Linked DNA regions of Homo sapiens: region 2 is linked to region 1. The links are chromatin contacts, found by Hi-C or POLR2A ChIA-PET in ENCODE. All regions are on one chromosome and are shown on one strand. The core of a region is the stretch at or near the end of the contact, and the rest is flanking DNA. Distances in the headings are between cores, read along the strand shown. Region 1 has its middle 92 kb from the start of LINC01375. Region 2 has its middle 130 kb from the start of LINC01375.

Region 1 (7,652 bases), core at 837-3,336:
GTCTACTGTTGCCATCTTTATGTCCATGAGAACCAAATATTTAGCTCCTATTTATAAGAGAGAACATATGGTATTCAGTTTTCTATTCCTGTACAATTAGCTTAGGATAATGGCCTCCAGTTCCACCCATGTTGCTGCAAAGGACATGATTTTATTATTTTTTAATGGCTGTGTGGTATTCCACAATGTATATGTACCATATTTTCCTTATCAAATCGATTTTTGATAGGTATCTAGATTGATTCCTTGTCTTTGCTATTGTGAATAGTCTTGGAATGAAGATACAAGTGCATATGTTTTTGTGGTAGAATAATAGATTTTCTTTTGGATATATACTCCATAATGGAGTTGTTGGGTCAAATGGTGGTTCCATTTTAAGTTATTGAGAAACCCCCAAACTGCTTTTCACAGTGGCTGAACTAATTTATATCCCCACCAACAGCATATGTGTTCCCTCTTCTCCACAGCATCACCAGCATCTGTCAATTTTTGACTTTTTAATAATAGCCATTCTGATTGGTGTAAGATGGTATCTCATTGTGGTTTTAATTTGCATTTCTTTGATAATTAGTGATACTGAGCATTTTTTCATGTTTCTTGTCCACTTCTTCGTCTTTTTTGAGAAGTGTCTGTTCATGCCATTTGCTTACTTTTTAATGGGGTTGTTTTTGTCTTGTTGTGTTGTTTAAGTTCCTTATAGATTCTGGATATTAGACTTTTGTTGGGTGCATAGTTTGCAAATATTTTCTCCCATTCTGTAGGTTGTCTGTTTACTATATTGATAATTTCTTCTGTTATGCAGAAGCTCTTTAGTTTAATTAGGTCACACTTTCAATTTTGATTTTGTTGCAATGGCTTTTGAGGACTTAGTCATAAATTTTTTCCTGAGACCAATGTCCAGAATAGTGTTTACTAGATTTTCTTCTAGGATTCTTATGATTTGAGGTCTTACATTTAAATCTTTAATTCATCTTATTTTTGTATATGGTGAAAGGTAGGGGTCCAGTTTTATTCTTCTGCATATGGTTAGCCAGCTATCACTGTACAATTTATTGAATAGGGAATCTTTTCCCCATTGTTTATTTTTGTCAACTTTGTTGAAGATCAGATGGCTGTATAAATGCAGCTTTATTTCAGGGTTCTTTGTTATTTTCCGTTGGTCTGTGGGTTTGTTTTTGTACCACTATTGTGTTATTTTGGTTACTGTATAGCCTTATAGTATAGTTTGAACTTAAGTAATGTGATGCCTCCAGTTTTGTTGTTTTTGCTTGGATTGCTTTTGCTATTTTGGCTCTTTCTTTTTATTCCATATAAATTTTAGGATGTTTTTCTAACTCTGTGAAAACTGAAATTTGTAGTTTGATAGAAATAGTGTTGAATCTCTAGATTGCTTTGGCCAGTATGGCCATTTTAATAATATTGAGTCTTCCATTTCATGAGCCTGGACTAGTTTTCCATTTGTTCGTGTCACTATGATTTTTTTCGGTGTTTTCCATCTATGATATGTTTGCAGTGTTTTGTTTTTCTCCTTGCAGAAATCTTTCACCTCCTTGGTTAGATACATTCCTAGGCATTTTACATTTTGTCTGTGGCTATTGTAAATTGCATTGCATTCTTGATTATACTCTCAGCTTGAGCATTATTGGTGTACAGAAATGCTACTCAGTTTTGTACATTGATTTTGTATCCTGAAACTTTACTGAAGTTGTCTGTCAGTTCCAGGAGCCCTTTGGCTTAGTCTTTATGGTTTTCTAGGTATAAAGTCATATCATCAGTGAAAAGAGGTAGCTTGGCTTCTTTTTCTATTAGAATGCTCTTCATTTCTTTCAGTTAATTGCTCTGGCAAGGACTTCCAGTACTATGTTGAACAGGAGTGGTAAGAAGAGATATACTTGTCTTGTTAACAGTTCTCAAGGGGAATGCTTCCAGCTTTTGCCCCTTCAATATAATGTTGGCTGTGGGTTTGTCATAGATGACTCTTACTATTTTGAGATATGTTCCTTTGATGCCTATTTTGTTGACAGTTCTTGTCATGAAGGGATGCTGGATTTTATTGGAGGCTTTTTCTGTGTCTGTTAAGATGATGATATGGTTTCGGGTTTCAATTCTGCTTTTGTGGTGAGTCACATTTATTGATTTGTGTATGTTGAACCAAACTTGCATACCAGGCATGAAGCCTACTTAATTGTGGTGAATTAACTTTTTTATGTGCTGCAGGATTCAGTTTGCTAGTATTGTGTAGAGGATATTTTTGTCTATGTTCACCAGAGGTATTGGCCTGTAGTTTTCTTTTTTTTGTTGTTGTGTCTTTTCCAGGTTTTGGTATCAGGGTGATGTTGGCTTCATTGAATGAGATAGTGAAGAGTCTCTCTTCCTCAATTTTTTAGAATAGTTTCACTTGAATTGGTATCAGTTCTTCTTTGTACACGTGGTAGAATTCGGCTGTGAGTCCATTTTGTTTGAGGCTTTTTTGTGTTTGTAGGTTTTTTATTAATGATTAAACTTCAGAACTTAATATCAGTTGCTTCAAGGTTTCAATTTCTTCCTGATTCAATCTTGAGATGTGTGTTTCCAGAAATTTATCCATTTCCTCTAGATTTTCTAGTTTGTGTGCACAGATGTGTTCATAATAGTCTCTGAGGATCTTTTGTATTTTTGTGGTATTAGTTGTAATGTCACCTTTGTCATTTTTGATTGTGCTTATTTGGACCTTCTCTCTTTTTCTCTTTTATTAATCTAGCTGGAAGTCTATCAGCCTTGTTTATCCTTTTCAGGAATTAACTTGGGTTTTGTCAATTCTTTGTATGGATTTTTGGATCTGAATTTCATTCAGTTCTGCTCTGATTTTAGTTATTTTGTGTGTGTGTGTGTGCTAGCTTTGGGGTCAATTTGTTCTTGTGTTTTCTAGTTACTCTAGGCGTGATGTTAAATCATTAATTTGAAATTTTTCTAATTTTTTGAGGTTGGTGTGTTAGCCCTATAAACTTTCCTCTTAACACTGCTTTTGCTGCATCCCAGAGATTTTGATATGTTTTGCCTCTGTTTTCATTTGTTTCAAAGAATAATTTGATGTCTGACTTAATTTCATTGTTTATCCAAAAGTGATTTATGAGCAATTTGTTAAATTCCTATGTAATTTTGTGGTTTTGAGGGATCTTCTTGATATTGATTTTAATATTTATTCCACTGTATTCTGAGAATATGGTTGGTATGATTTCACTTTTTTTAAATTTATTGAGACTTGCTTTATGGTTGAGCATGTGGTCAGTTTTAGAGTATGTTCTGTGTACTATTGAGACAAATGTGTTTAATGGGTGAAACATTCTGTAGATGTTTATTAGATCCAATGGTCAAGTGTCAAATTTAGGTCCAGAAGTTCTTTGTTAGTTGTCTGCCTCAATTGATCTGTCTAAGAGCATCAGTGAGGGGTTGAAGTTCTGCACTATTATTTTCTTGGTGTCTAAGTCTTTCTGTAGGTCTAGAAGTAGTTGCTTTAAGAATCTGGTGTTCCAATGTTGGGTATATATATTTAAAGTAGTTAACTCTTCTTGACTTAACTTGAATTGAACCCTTTGTTGTTATGTAATGCCCTTCTTTGTCATTTTTTGCTGTTGTTGGTTTAAAGTCTGTTATTTCTGATATAAAAACAGAAACTTTTGCTCTATTTTGTTTTCTAAATATTTGTGTGATTTGTTTTTCTCCAACACTTTACTTTGATCCGATGGGTGTTGTTATGTGTGAGATGGGTTTCTTCAAGAGACCCATCTAGAAGGGTCTTATTTTTTTACCCAACTTTCAGCTCTATACCTTTTAAGTGGGGCATTTAGATCATTTAAATTCAAGGTTAACATTGATATGTGAGGCTTTGATCCTCTTGTGAAGTTGTTAGTTGGATGCTTTATAGTCTTCATTGTCTAGTTGCTTTATAGGGTCTGTGAGCTATGTACTTAAGTGTGATTTTGTGGTAGCAGATACTGTTCTTTCATTTTCATGTTTAGAATTCACTTAAGAATCTCTTGTAAGGCTAGTCTAGTGGTAACAAGTCCCCTTAGTGCTTGCTTGTCAGAAAAAAAAATCTTTTTTCTCCTTTGCTTATGGAGCTTAGTTGGCAAGATAGAAATTCTTGCTTGGAATTATCTTTTCTTTAAGAATGCTGAAAATTGCTGAGTTCAGTGGCTCATCCTTCCAATCCCAATACTTTGGCAGCTTGAGGTGGGAGGATTGCTTGAGCCTCCAGGAGTTCAAGACCACCCTGGGCAATATAGTGAGACCTTGTCTCTACAAGTAATAATAAAAATTAGCTGCGTGTGGTGGCATGTGGCTGTTGTCCCAGCTGCTCAGGAGGCTGAGGTGGGAGGTTCACTTGATACTGGGAGGTTGAGGCTGCAGAGAGATGTGATCGTTCCACTCTATTCCATCTGAGGCAACAGAGTAAAACCAAGTCTCAAAAATAATGATAATGATGATGATGATGATGATAATAATAATCATATAATGCTGAAAATAGGTCTCCAGTTTCTCCTGGCTTGTAAGCTTTCTGCTGAGAAGCCTGCTGTTAGGCTGAAGGAGTTCCCTTTGTACATCATCTAACCTTTTTCTCTAGCTGCCTTTAAGATTTTTTCTTTATTGTTGACCTTGGTGGCTATATGTCCTGGTGATGTTCATCTTGTACAGTATCTCATCTTGTATAGTGTCTTGTATGTACAAGTCTTTTCTGGATTTCTTGTATCTGGATGTCTACCTCTCTAGCAAGATTAGGCAAGTTTTCTTGAATTATTTCCTCAAATATGTTTTCCAGGTTGTTTACTTTTTCTTCTTGTCAGTTAAGAATGCCAATAATTTATAGATTTGGTCACTTTACATGATCCCATATTTCTTGAAGACTTGTTTATATTTCTATTTGTTAAAAATTTTTTTTGGGCCGGGCGCGGTGGCTCACGCCTGTAATCCCAGCACTTTGGGAGGCCGAGGCGGGCGGATCACGAGGTCAGGAGATTGAGACCATCCCGGCTAAAACGGTGAAACCCCATCTCTACTAAAAATACAAAAAATTAGCCGGGCGTAGTGGCGGGCGCCTGTAGTCCCAGCTACTTGGGAGGCTGAGGCAGGAGAATGGCATGAACCCGGGAGGCGGAGCTTGCAGTGAGCCGAGATCCTGCCACTGCACTCCAGCCTGGGCGACAGAGCGAGACTCCGTCTCAAAAAAAAAAAAAAAAAAAATTTTTTTTGTCTGACTTGCTTAGTTTGAAAGATTAGTCTTCTAGCTCGGAAATTTTTTCTTCTTCTTGGTCCAGACTATTGATTAAAACTTTCAGTTGTATTTTGAAATTCCTTAAGTGAGTTTTTCAATTCCAGAAGCTCTGATTTGTTCCTTTTAACACACTCATCTTTTCCTTCATTTCCTGGATTGCTTTAGAAGTTTCTTCATGTTGATTTTCAACTTGTCTTGCATCTCATTGAGCTTCCTTGCAATCCATGCTTTTAATTCTTTATCTGTCATTTATGAGTTTCTATTTTGGTTAGGAAACATTGCTGAAGAGCTAGTGTAATCCTTTGGTGGTGTCACTACATTCAGATTTTTCATGTTGTCAGAATTCTTGTGGTGGTTTCTTCTCATCCGGAGATGCTGGTATTGCTAATTTTTTGTAATTATTTTCATGTGAGTAGAATTTTTTTCTTTTTCTTTCTTTCCCTATAACATGATTTTTTTTTCCCTTTTATTCCCCTAGTCCTCCCTCCTTGGGGTGTGTGATTGTACAGAATGTTGGGTAGGGTTGTTTGGCTTTACTTCTATAACTCTATGCATTTCTTTCAGCAGATTTTATATTGGGATGTGTGGTTCAATCTACAAGGCAATACATAGCACTTATGGGTAAGAACCAGCTGTGGCCAATGTGTCTGTGTACATACTTGACTCTTGTTTACTAGGAGAAGCTCTCATTACCTCAGGCAATGGGCTGATCTGTGGAGTGCACAGTAGTCTGAGATCCCTGCTCAGCCTTGGGAAAACATGGGAACATCATCAGCAGGTCCAGACTGGGCAGACCTATTTATAGGTCCCCCAATGGCAGACATGTGCACCAGTGCTGAGGAAGAATCAAGTGGGTGACCACCAAGTACTCAGAGGTGTGCCCAGATGTGGAGCTGAGAAACCTCCTCAGCTCCAAGTTATCTGCATGGGTATGGGGGTGGCCTAAACCCCTAATCCAGGAGAGTGGGTGCTTCAGGTGCCTGGAGACCTGCCTGGCTGTGCAGATGGCCCTGCTACACCACAATCCCTGCCCAGGAAGGGTAGGGCAGCTCAGGCTGGTAACAGATGCTCTGACTGCTGGAAAATATGCCTGGATGTGGAGAAGAGAGGGCCATGTTTCACCATGGTCTCTGCACAGGAGGGGTGAGCTGGCTCAGGCTTCTGTTTCAGGTGAGTGGGTGTTCTGAGTGCCTGGAGATCTGCCTGGGCATGAAGTGGAGAGGCCCTGCTTTACCACAATCTCTGCACAGGAAGGGTGGGGAAGCTCAGGCTGCTATTCTGGGTAAGTGGGTGCTTGGATTCCTTGGAGATGTGCCTAGGCATCAAACAGAGAAAGCCCTGCTGCACCACAATCTTTTTTATCAGCTGAATGCTGTCACGGGGCTGTTTGCCTCCCTGGGATCTGTGATAGCCTTCAGGATTCTGGTAGATTCCCGTTTTCTGAATTAAAGCTCAGAGAGTTGATCTTTATGCACTATCTTGCTATTTTCAAGTGGCTGAGGCATATTAAAAGCTTCTAGTCTGTCATCTTGCAAAAAAAAAGGGAAATATCTATGTGAATTTTCTTTTACTTATCTATTTTCTGTAATTTATTTCCTTTCGTTGCTATAGATTGTATTTACTTCCTCTTGTGTTTGTGTTTGTTTTGTATTTCTTGTAATTTGATCTTAATCTGAAATATATTTTTAATACTCTTGAAAATTTCAGTAATTATCCTTTACCTTATTCCTGTTGTCTAGAGATGTCATTTTTGAACTATTCTCTTTCTGATTTTTGCTGATTTTTAAAGATTCAATTATTTTCTTTATTTTAGCTCATTAAAAAATAGGTAAGAGGTTTTCATCTGCTTTAAAGTCATACTTATTGTTGGTATGTTCTTATTGCCTTGTGAAACATTATGAGATTTTCAACTTTTTATGCCTTTTAATAACTTCATAAAGTGTTCGATCATATCCCTTTTTCTTTTTCATGTTTGAATGGAATGGGTTTTCCTGGGCTACTATGAGAAGGTTCCTCTGGGAGGGGTAAGAGGTCAGGGTGGTTTTCACAGCTTCATATTGAGGATTCTCTCCTCTCTTATTAGCTTGAAAGACTCAATTCATGACTCTCTGTAGCCACTTCTTAGTCTCTTAACATTACGTCTGATTCAGATAATTGTTCTGCCTCAGCCTGTGCTGTTTGTCCCTAACACTATATTCTCTGCGATGTGACTTTGAGACTTTCTAGGATCTGTGTTCTCTGGGCTTCTACCCCTCTGAGGAAGCCTTCTCTCTTTTTTAGTCCCCAGTGTTCTGATCCTGCTCAGTTAGGCTGCTGTTTACTGTCATCTTTCCTTAGGCTAGAGCCCTGTCTTTTGGATGGGAATATTTTATGGATATTTCTGAATTTCTTAAGAGCTTAA
Region 2 (7,760 bases), core at 3,671-6,170, 40 kb after region 1:
GACTAAGAGGTATTTTAGTTATCTGACTCAGGGCATGTTGAGTAAAGCTAATTTGCCAGTCCTGGGTGGGGGCAAATCCTGGAGCTTCATGTGTAGGGAAGGGAGGGGGCCTGAATAATCCCCGAGGAGTAGTAGAATAGCAGATGGAACACCGAGAAGTTATTTCCTTGAGGATAGATTTCCACGATGGAAAGGAAATGAGGGGTTCTAAGAGGCGGGCTAGTGGCTAGTACTATAGTATAACCTGCCTTTGCTGGTGTGTGGCGATTAGGCCTGGTAGAACTGCCATCAATAAATCAAGCGTGATCAGGGTGAGGAACAGGAAAGAAGGATATTTGGGGAAATGAGGTGAATGTCAGGTGGATCAGAGAGATACAGTCATGGGGGTCAGGTGTGGTATCAGGAATAATGTGGGAGGCCGGATTGAAGTCTGGGCCAGGAACAACGGTAATTTTAGGAGACTCAACAAAGAGTGAGTACAGCTGAAGGAGCCGGGGAGCAGAAAGTATATGCATCAGGTATGAGGAAGAAAATAGATTTTGGAAGTCACGAGAACTGTAGAGAGTGAGTTGAGTATAGTTTGTGATTTTGAGGGCCTCTAAAAGTATCAAAGCAGCGGCAGACGCTGCATGCAGACATGAGGGCTAGGCTAAAACAGTAAGGTCAAGTTGTTTGGACAGAAAGGCTACAGGGTGTGGTCCTGGCTCTTGTGTAAGAATTCTGACTGTGCTAACCATGCCTAGGAAGGAAAGGAGTTGTTGTTTTGTAGAAGGTGCTTGGGTTTGAGAGATCATTCAGACATGATTGGCAGGGAGAGCACTTGTGTTTTTATGAGAATTATGCCGAGATAGGTAACAGATGAGGAAGAAATCTGGGCTTGATTGAAGTAATGGGGGCTGTCTGTGAAGCTTTGCGGCAGAACAGCCTAGGTAATTTGCTGAGCTTGATGGGTGTCAGGGTCAGTCTAAGTGAAAGCAAAGAGAGGCTGGGACAAGAGGTGCAGGGGAATAGTGAAAAAAGCATCTTTAAGGTCAAGCACAGAATAGTGAATTGTGGAGGAAGGTATTGAGGACAAAAGAGTGTATGGGTTGGCACCACGGGGTGGATAGGCAAAACAATTTGGTTGATAAGGTGCAGATCCTGAACTAACTTGTAAGGCTTGTCTGGTTTTAGGACAGGTAAAATGGGGGAATTGTAAGGAGAGTTTATAGGCTTTAAAAGGCCATGCTGTAGCAGACGAGTGATAACAGGCTTTAATCTTTTTAAAGCGTGCTGCGGGATGGGATATTGGCGTTCAGTGGGGTAAGGGTGATTAGGTTTTAATGAGATGGTAATGGGTACATGATCAGTCACCAAGGAGGGCGTAGAGGTATCTTATACTTGTGGGTTAAGGTGGGAGGATACAAGAGGAGGATGCAAAGGAGGCTTTCGATTGGGAAGAAGGGCGGCAATGAGATATAGCTGTAGTCCAGGAATAGTCAGGGAAGCAGGTAATTTAGTTAAAGTGTCTCAGCCTAATAAGGGAACTGGGCAGGTGGGGATAACTAAAAAGGAGTGCTTAAAAGAGTATTGTCTAAGTTAGCACCAGAGTTGGGGAGTTTTAAGAGGTTTAGAAGCCTGGCCGTCAATACCCACAACAGTTATGGAGGCAAGGGAAACAGGCCCTTGAAAAGAAGGTAATGCGGAGTGTGTAGCCTCTGTATTGATTAAGAAGGGGACGGGCTTACCTTCCACTGTGAGAGTTACCCGAAGCTCGGCATCCGTGATGCTCTAGGGGGCTTCCAAGGCAATCGGGCAGTTTCAGTCTTCAGCCGCTAAGCCGAGAAGATCTGGGAAGGAGTCAGTCAGAGAGCCTTGGGCCAGAGTTCCAGGGGCTCTGGGAGTGGCTGCCAGGTGAGTTGAACAGTCCGACTTTCAGTGGGGTCTTACACAGATGGGACGCGGCTTAGGAGGAATCCTGGGCTGCGGGCATTCCTTGGCCCAGTGGCCAGATTTCTGGCACATGTAGCAAGCTCCTGTGGGAGGAGGTTCTGGAGGAACGCCTGGCCGCTGCGGTTCAGGCGTTTGGAAGTTCTTGTGTGCTGGAGATGTGGCTGGGGTTTGTCTCACAGTGGAGGCAAGGAATTGCAACTTTTTTCTGTTATTGTACACCTTGAAGGTGAGGTTAATTAAGTCCTGTTGTGGGGTTTGAGGGCCAGATTCCAATTTTTGGAGTTTTATTTAATGTCGGGAGCAGATTGAGTAATAAAATGTATAGTGAGAATAAGACGGCCTTTTGACCTTTTAGGGTCTAGGGCTGTAAAGCATCTCAGGGTTGCTGCCAAACGAGCCATGAACTGGGCTGGATTTTTATATTTGATGAAAAAGAGCCTAAACGCTTCTGATATGGGATAAAGAAAAAGGAGCATTAACCTTGACTATGCCTTTGGCTCCAGCCACCTTTTTAAGAGTAAATTGCTGGGCAGGTTGGGGAGGGCTAGTCACGGAACGAAACTGTAAGCCAGAGCAGGTGTGAGGAGGGGAGGTGATAAAAAGATTATAGGGTGGAGGAGCAGAGGCTGAGGAAGAATTGGGACCTAGCTCGGCCTGGCGAGGAGCAGCCTGGGGAGGAAGGGAGAGGTCAGATGGGTGTGTAGAAAAGGAAGATTAGAAAGACTCATCGATGCTTGGGGTTGGTACTGAGGGGACAGGCGGGAGGGAAAGAAGGAAGATTTGGGACGAGTTGCACTGGGCACAGAGACTAGGAAGGGACTGATGTGTAAAAGAATGCCTGGACGTCAGGCACCTCAGACCGTTTGCCTATTTTATGACAAGAATTATTTAGATCTTGCAGGATGGAAAAATTCAAAGTGCCATTTTCTGGCTATTTGGAACTACTGTCGAGTTTGTATTGGGGTCAAGCGGCATTGCAGAAGAAAATAAGGCATTTAGGTTTTAGGTCAGGTGTGAGTTGAAGAGGTTTTAAGTTTTTGAGAACACAGGCCAAGGGAGTAGAAGGAGGAATGGAGGGTAGAAGGTTGCCTATAATGAAGGAAGCAAGCCTAGAGAAAAGAGAGAGTAGAGAAACAGAGGGAAGGGGTTCGGAGGTTCTTACCTTCCAGAAAAGTGGGAAAAGGGGTTGGGGTGCAGAGATAAGAGGTTGGGGTGCAAAAATAAGGGATGGGGTGCAGAAATAAGGGGTAGGGGCATGGAAATAAGGGGTCGGGGCACTGAAATAAGGGATTGGGGCACAGAGATACGAGGTTGGGGTACTTGCCCTCCTCTAGAAAAGCGGGACTTGCCGCTAAGAGTGAAGGAGAAGGGGTTGAGGGGTACTTGCCCCTGCCCCAGGAAAGCAGAGAAGGGGTAGAGACAAGGAGAGAAGGGGTTGGGGTACTTGCCCCTTCCCCAGAAAAGCGGGACTTGCTGCTAAGGGTGAAGGACCAAGGCTGGCATCCCTGCGTGGTCTGACACCTTTGAAACGTGGGTGAATAATCAGAGAGGTGTCCCTCCAATGATTAAACACCAAGGGAAGGCTGCCTTCCCAGCCCGTGACCGGCACTGGAGTTTTGGGTGCACAGATAAAACGTATCTCCTTTGTCTCTCCCAGAAAATGAAAGGAATTGAAATTAAGAGAAGGGAGAGATTGACGAGTGGAAAGAAGAAAGTGGTTGAGGGACAGTGAGAGAGGTTGGAGAAGAGAGAAGAGGCCGCTTACCTGATTTAAAATTGGTGAGATATTCCTTGGGCTGGTCGATCTGAGGACCTGAGGTCATAGGTGGATCTTTCTCACAGAGCAAAGAACAGGAGGACAGGGGATTGATCTCCCAAGGGAGGTCCCCTGATCCGAGTCACGGCACCAAATTTCATGCGTGTCCATGTGAAGAGACCACCAAACAGGCTTTGTGTGAGCAACATGGCTGTTTATTTCACCTGGGTGCAGGCAGGCTGAGTCCGAAAAGAGTCAGTGAAGGGAGATAAGGGTGGGGCCGTTTTATAGGATTTGGGTAGGTAAAGGAAAATTACAGTCAAAGGGGGTTTGTTCTCTGGTGGGCCGGAATGGGGGGTGGCAAGGTGCTCAGTGGGGGTGCTTTTTGAGCCAGGATGAGCCAGGAAAAGGACTTTCACAAGGTAATGTCATCAGTTAAGGCAAGGACCGGCCATTTACACTTCTTTTGTGGTGGAATGTCATTAGTTAAGGTGGGGCAGGGCATATTCACTTCTTTTGTGATTCTTCAGTTACTTCAGGCCATCTGGGCATATCCAGATGCAAGTCACAGGGGATGCGATGGCTTGGCTTGGGCTCAGAGGCCTGACAATGACTTGAACCCCTTTAAAGAATTTAGGACAAAGTCACCACTCACCCCCTTTTGGGGTGTTTTGTTTTCTTTGTGGAGTTTCAAGAGTCATGGGCAAATTCTTTTTAGGTCTAAAGCTCTGTTTTCCTATATTGCATGATTTGACCTCTTTGGCTTTTGGAGTGCCAGAGATGACTTTTCACTGTGAGGGAATTTGACCTTGGCATGTATAATGGTGGATGAGAATTAGGATGAGAACAGGAAGTGGTCTTGGCTGTTTTGTTTTTCTTTTCTCTTTTAGGAAGTTGTTGTTTATGGATTCTAATTCTAGTTCAGAGATGCATTCTAAAGGGCCTTCTCTATTGCTTTTTCTTCCAAAATTAATCTTAATTTGATTTGTCTGTGAGCATTTGCATGAGGAACTCAACTGTTGTTTTCATGGGTTAATGAGAGACTGAGTTTTCCCAGTGCTAAAGAAAAAGGGCATTTGCTCCTTCCAGCCAAAAGGTACCCCTGGGTGACCAGGGGTCTTGTGGGAAAGTCTGGGGTGTTGATCCCCTACTACATGCTGTGATCCTGCAGGAAAATCCCCAACAAAAATTGATTTTAGAAAGTGAATCATCCAGGAAACGCATATAAGTTCTGAGACATGTAAGAAGGTGTAAATGACTCAGTGGTGACACACTGTGGAGCCTTGCCCACAAAAAGCACATATCAATCCACCACATGAAAACCATAGGCCATAGCTCAGTTCCTCCTTTTAAGGAAAAAAAAAAAAAAAAAAAAAAAAAAGAAAGAAAAAGAGCAGGAAACAAATAATCAAATAATGAGGAGAAAACAAGGGGAATGACCCCCTTTTGATCACTCTGTAGGTTTTATGGCACCTCTACTTGCCAGAGAAAAATGGAAGTAATATGGTCTTTGTGCACATTTACATTAGGGAAAAAGAGCCTTAAGGTTGACCCACACATTAAGAGTTCCTAGGTTTCCCTTTTCTCTCTTTTCTTTTCTGCCTGCTTTAAATCTGCTGTTACTTTTCTACTGAAATAAAAACCACTGTTTGGACTTAACAGTTTTTTTTTTTTTTTTTTGCAAGCTGACAAATTTGCATTTATCTGATGACTAAAGTACTGAAGTAAAAACAATAGAATCTTTGTGTGTATGTGTGTATGTATATGTGTACGTGTATATATTTGAAGGCCTTTATAAAAGACTTCTATAATTGTATGTTCAATTGGCAATTAAATTTGTTTTAATTTCCCGCTAGCCCACCAGACTTTCTACCTTATGATGCAAATTTTGCTATCTTATTTTTCACCCAGTTGTTTCCTTTAATATGCAAATTTAAGGCTATTAAGCTGACAACTGCCTAGGGTAAGATTTTTAAAAAAGGGAAAAAAAGAGGTCTTTGTGAATCTGTAAGACGCGCTTCTATCAGCATGCCTAATGCATCGGTATATTTATGTGTTGTGTACACAATGTTTCACTACTAAAATTATATAAAAGAGCTCTAATTAATTGGCTTAACAAATAATAAAAGTGCTTAAATCAGATACTAAAGAAAAAAGAGAACTTTTTCAAGTTCACCTGATTTAAGTAAAATCTTTAATAAATAAGCTGACTTTAAATTATTGGTAAAATAATATTAGAAATGTCTTAAGAATTTGCCAACATACTTTTTTTTGCATTTATTAATCACCCAATTTCATACTTATCCCTGCCAAACACTGTAAGGTGTCAAAATTTGGCATAGGGATTACAAAACTATACACCCAACCCAAAACAGAATGATCTTTGCTTGTGTAATCTTTAATAGATAAGACATTGATATTAGTTTAATAAAACTTGTTACATCTTTAATTTAGTAAGATTATCATAATTTTTTTTTTTTTTTGAGATGGAGTCTCAGTCACCCAGGCTGAAGTGCAGTGGTGCAATCTTGGCTCACTGCAACCTCTGCCTCCTGGGTTCAAGTGATTCTTGTGCCTCAGCCACCTGAGTAGCTGGGACTACAGGCACCCACCACCACACCTGGCTAATTTTTGTATTTTTAGTAGAGACAGGGTTTCACCATGTTGGTCAGGCTGGTTTTGAACTCCTGACCTCAAGTGACCCACCCACTTTGGCCTCCCAAAGTGCTGGGATTACAGACATGAGCTACCACTTTCAGCCGATTACTATAACTTTTAATCTTGTAGCTTTAGGCAGTCTAGTCCAAAGGCAATAAGGTTTGCTGTCATCTTTGTTACAAAGCTGAACTGTAAACTAAGTTCCTCCCAAAGTTAGTTCGGCCCGCACCCAGGAATGAACAAGGACAGCTTGGAGGTTAAAAGCAAGATGAAGTCAGCTAGGTCAAATCTTTTTTACTGTCTCAGTTATAATTTTGTAATGGTGGTTTCATAACTTAAAATAATGACTATCATAGTTTTCACAAATAATCTAGGTAAACAAAAGAAAACTGTGTAAATGTAATAGGATAAATACTTGTAGAGAAATTCATCATAATATTTGGGTATTTGCTAATGAAAATATAATTGTAGAAAAACATTCTAAAAAATAAAAAGTTGTGTCCTTTTAAAAATGGTGAACAATCTTTGTCTAATTCAAAGCTTATTTAAAGATCATGTATAAAACAAGGTAAAAGAAACCAGAAAATAAAAAAAAATGTAAAGAAAGTCATAAAAATAAACAGGTTTTTTTTTCTTTTCTTTTTTTTTTTTTTAGTAAGAAAGCTTAAAGATAAATAATTTCATTAAGAAAGAATCTTGTATAGTAAATTTAGTCCTAGAGTAAAATGACTGGCTGTTTTAGAAGGAGGGATGTTTAGGATAAACCAGAAAGTCCAGGCATGAATAGTCTGTGTAAGTCCCAACAAAAGGATTTATATATTTTTTTAAAAAACAAACTTTTATACGATCAAGTTGTCACATTACTATTAAGTTTTAGTTTGCTCAGAAAAAAACTAAGATTAAAAAATTTTTAAATTAAGATGATTACATCTGAGTATCTCTCTGTATGCACTTCTAAAGTACTTGTGACATTGAGTTACAGGGCTTTGACTCCTGGGTGTAAAATGATGCCAGGTTCTGCTAAATTTTAAACACCGAAAGCAATTAAAGCCTCATATTCCGGCCTAGTAGAAGATGCCAATCAAAATAAACTGCATTCCTGAAACACAGGCCAGAAATTAAAGCTATTTAACTCCTCAAGGCCCAGGGACTATCTCAGAAGAGGTGGTTGTGTGAGATTGCAAAGGCCAATTTTGAGAGATAAAATATATTGTTTCTCCATAAATTACTCATTAATGTCAAAGGCACACTGAGGCAAGACCATCATATAGGACCATGCCAGATTAGCAAGGTTTTCCTGAAGCATTAGCTGACTTCTAAATAAAGGTTATAAAGGTTATGAAAGGCTAATGGAAGTTTTATCTTATGGTCAAGATTAAAATTTTATAGACTGTTTATAAAATTTTGAAAAAAA

The links. A loop is a pair of places that touch in the nucleus more often than their neighbours do. ChIA-PET counts read pairs that join two places held with the same protein, here RNA polymerase II (POLR2A). Pooled maps may share reads with other maps.
Region 2: a loop to region 1 is called in a map of GM12878, with 5 times the contacts of the local background. The contact joins two enhancer-like sites. A Hi-C loop is called at or near these places in 3 of 168 maps with a recorded cell type or tissue (Calu3, GM12878 and mammary epithelial cell), 18 of 37 single-sample maps with no recorded cell type and 7 of 50 pooled maps. POLR2A ChIA-PET finds 5 or more read pairs at or near these places in 5 of 52 experiments (GM12878, IMR-90, MCF 10A and 2 more).

What each region holds. Positions count from the first base shown.
Region 1 is chr10:90,045,250-90,052,901 of GRCh38, forward strand. No RefSeq gene overlaps it. Among named protein-coding and RNA genes, the nearest start is that of LINC01375, 92 kb to the left of the region's middle. RefSeq lists enhancers at 2,248-2,397, 6,275-6,324. Within about 2 kb of position 2,087, at least 4 of the 41 ENCODE cell types and tissues checked have a DNase peak (open chromatin) inside an H3K27ac peak, as active enhancers do.
Region 2 is chr10:90,082,496-90,090,255 of GRCh38, forward strand. No RefSeq gene overlaps it. Among named protein-coding and RNA genes, the nearest start is that of LINC01375, 130 kb to the left of the region's middle. RefSeq lists an enhancer at 3,837-4,516 and a silencer at 4,897-4,986. Within about 2 kb of position 4,921, at least 3 of the 41 ENCODE cell types and tissues checked have a DNase peak (open chromatin) inside an H3K27ac peak, as active enhancers do.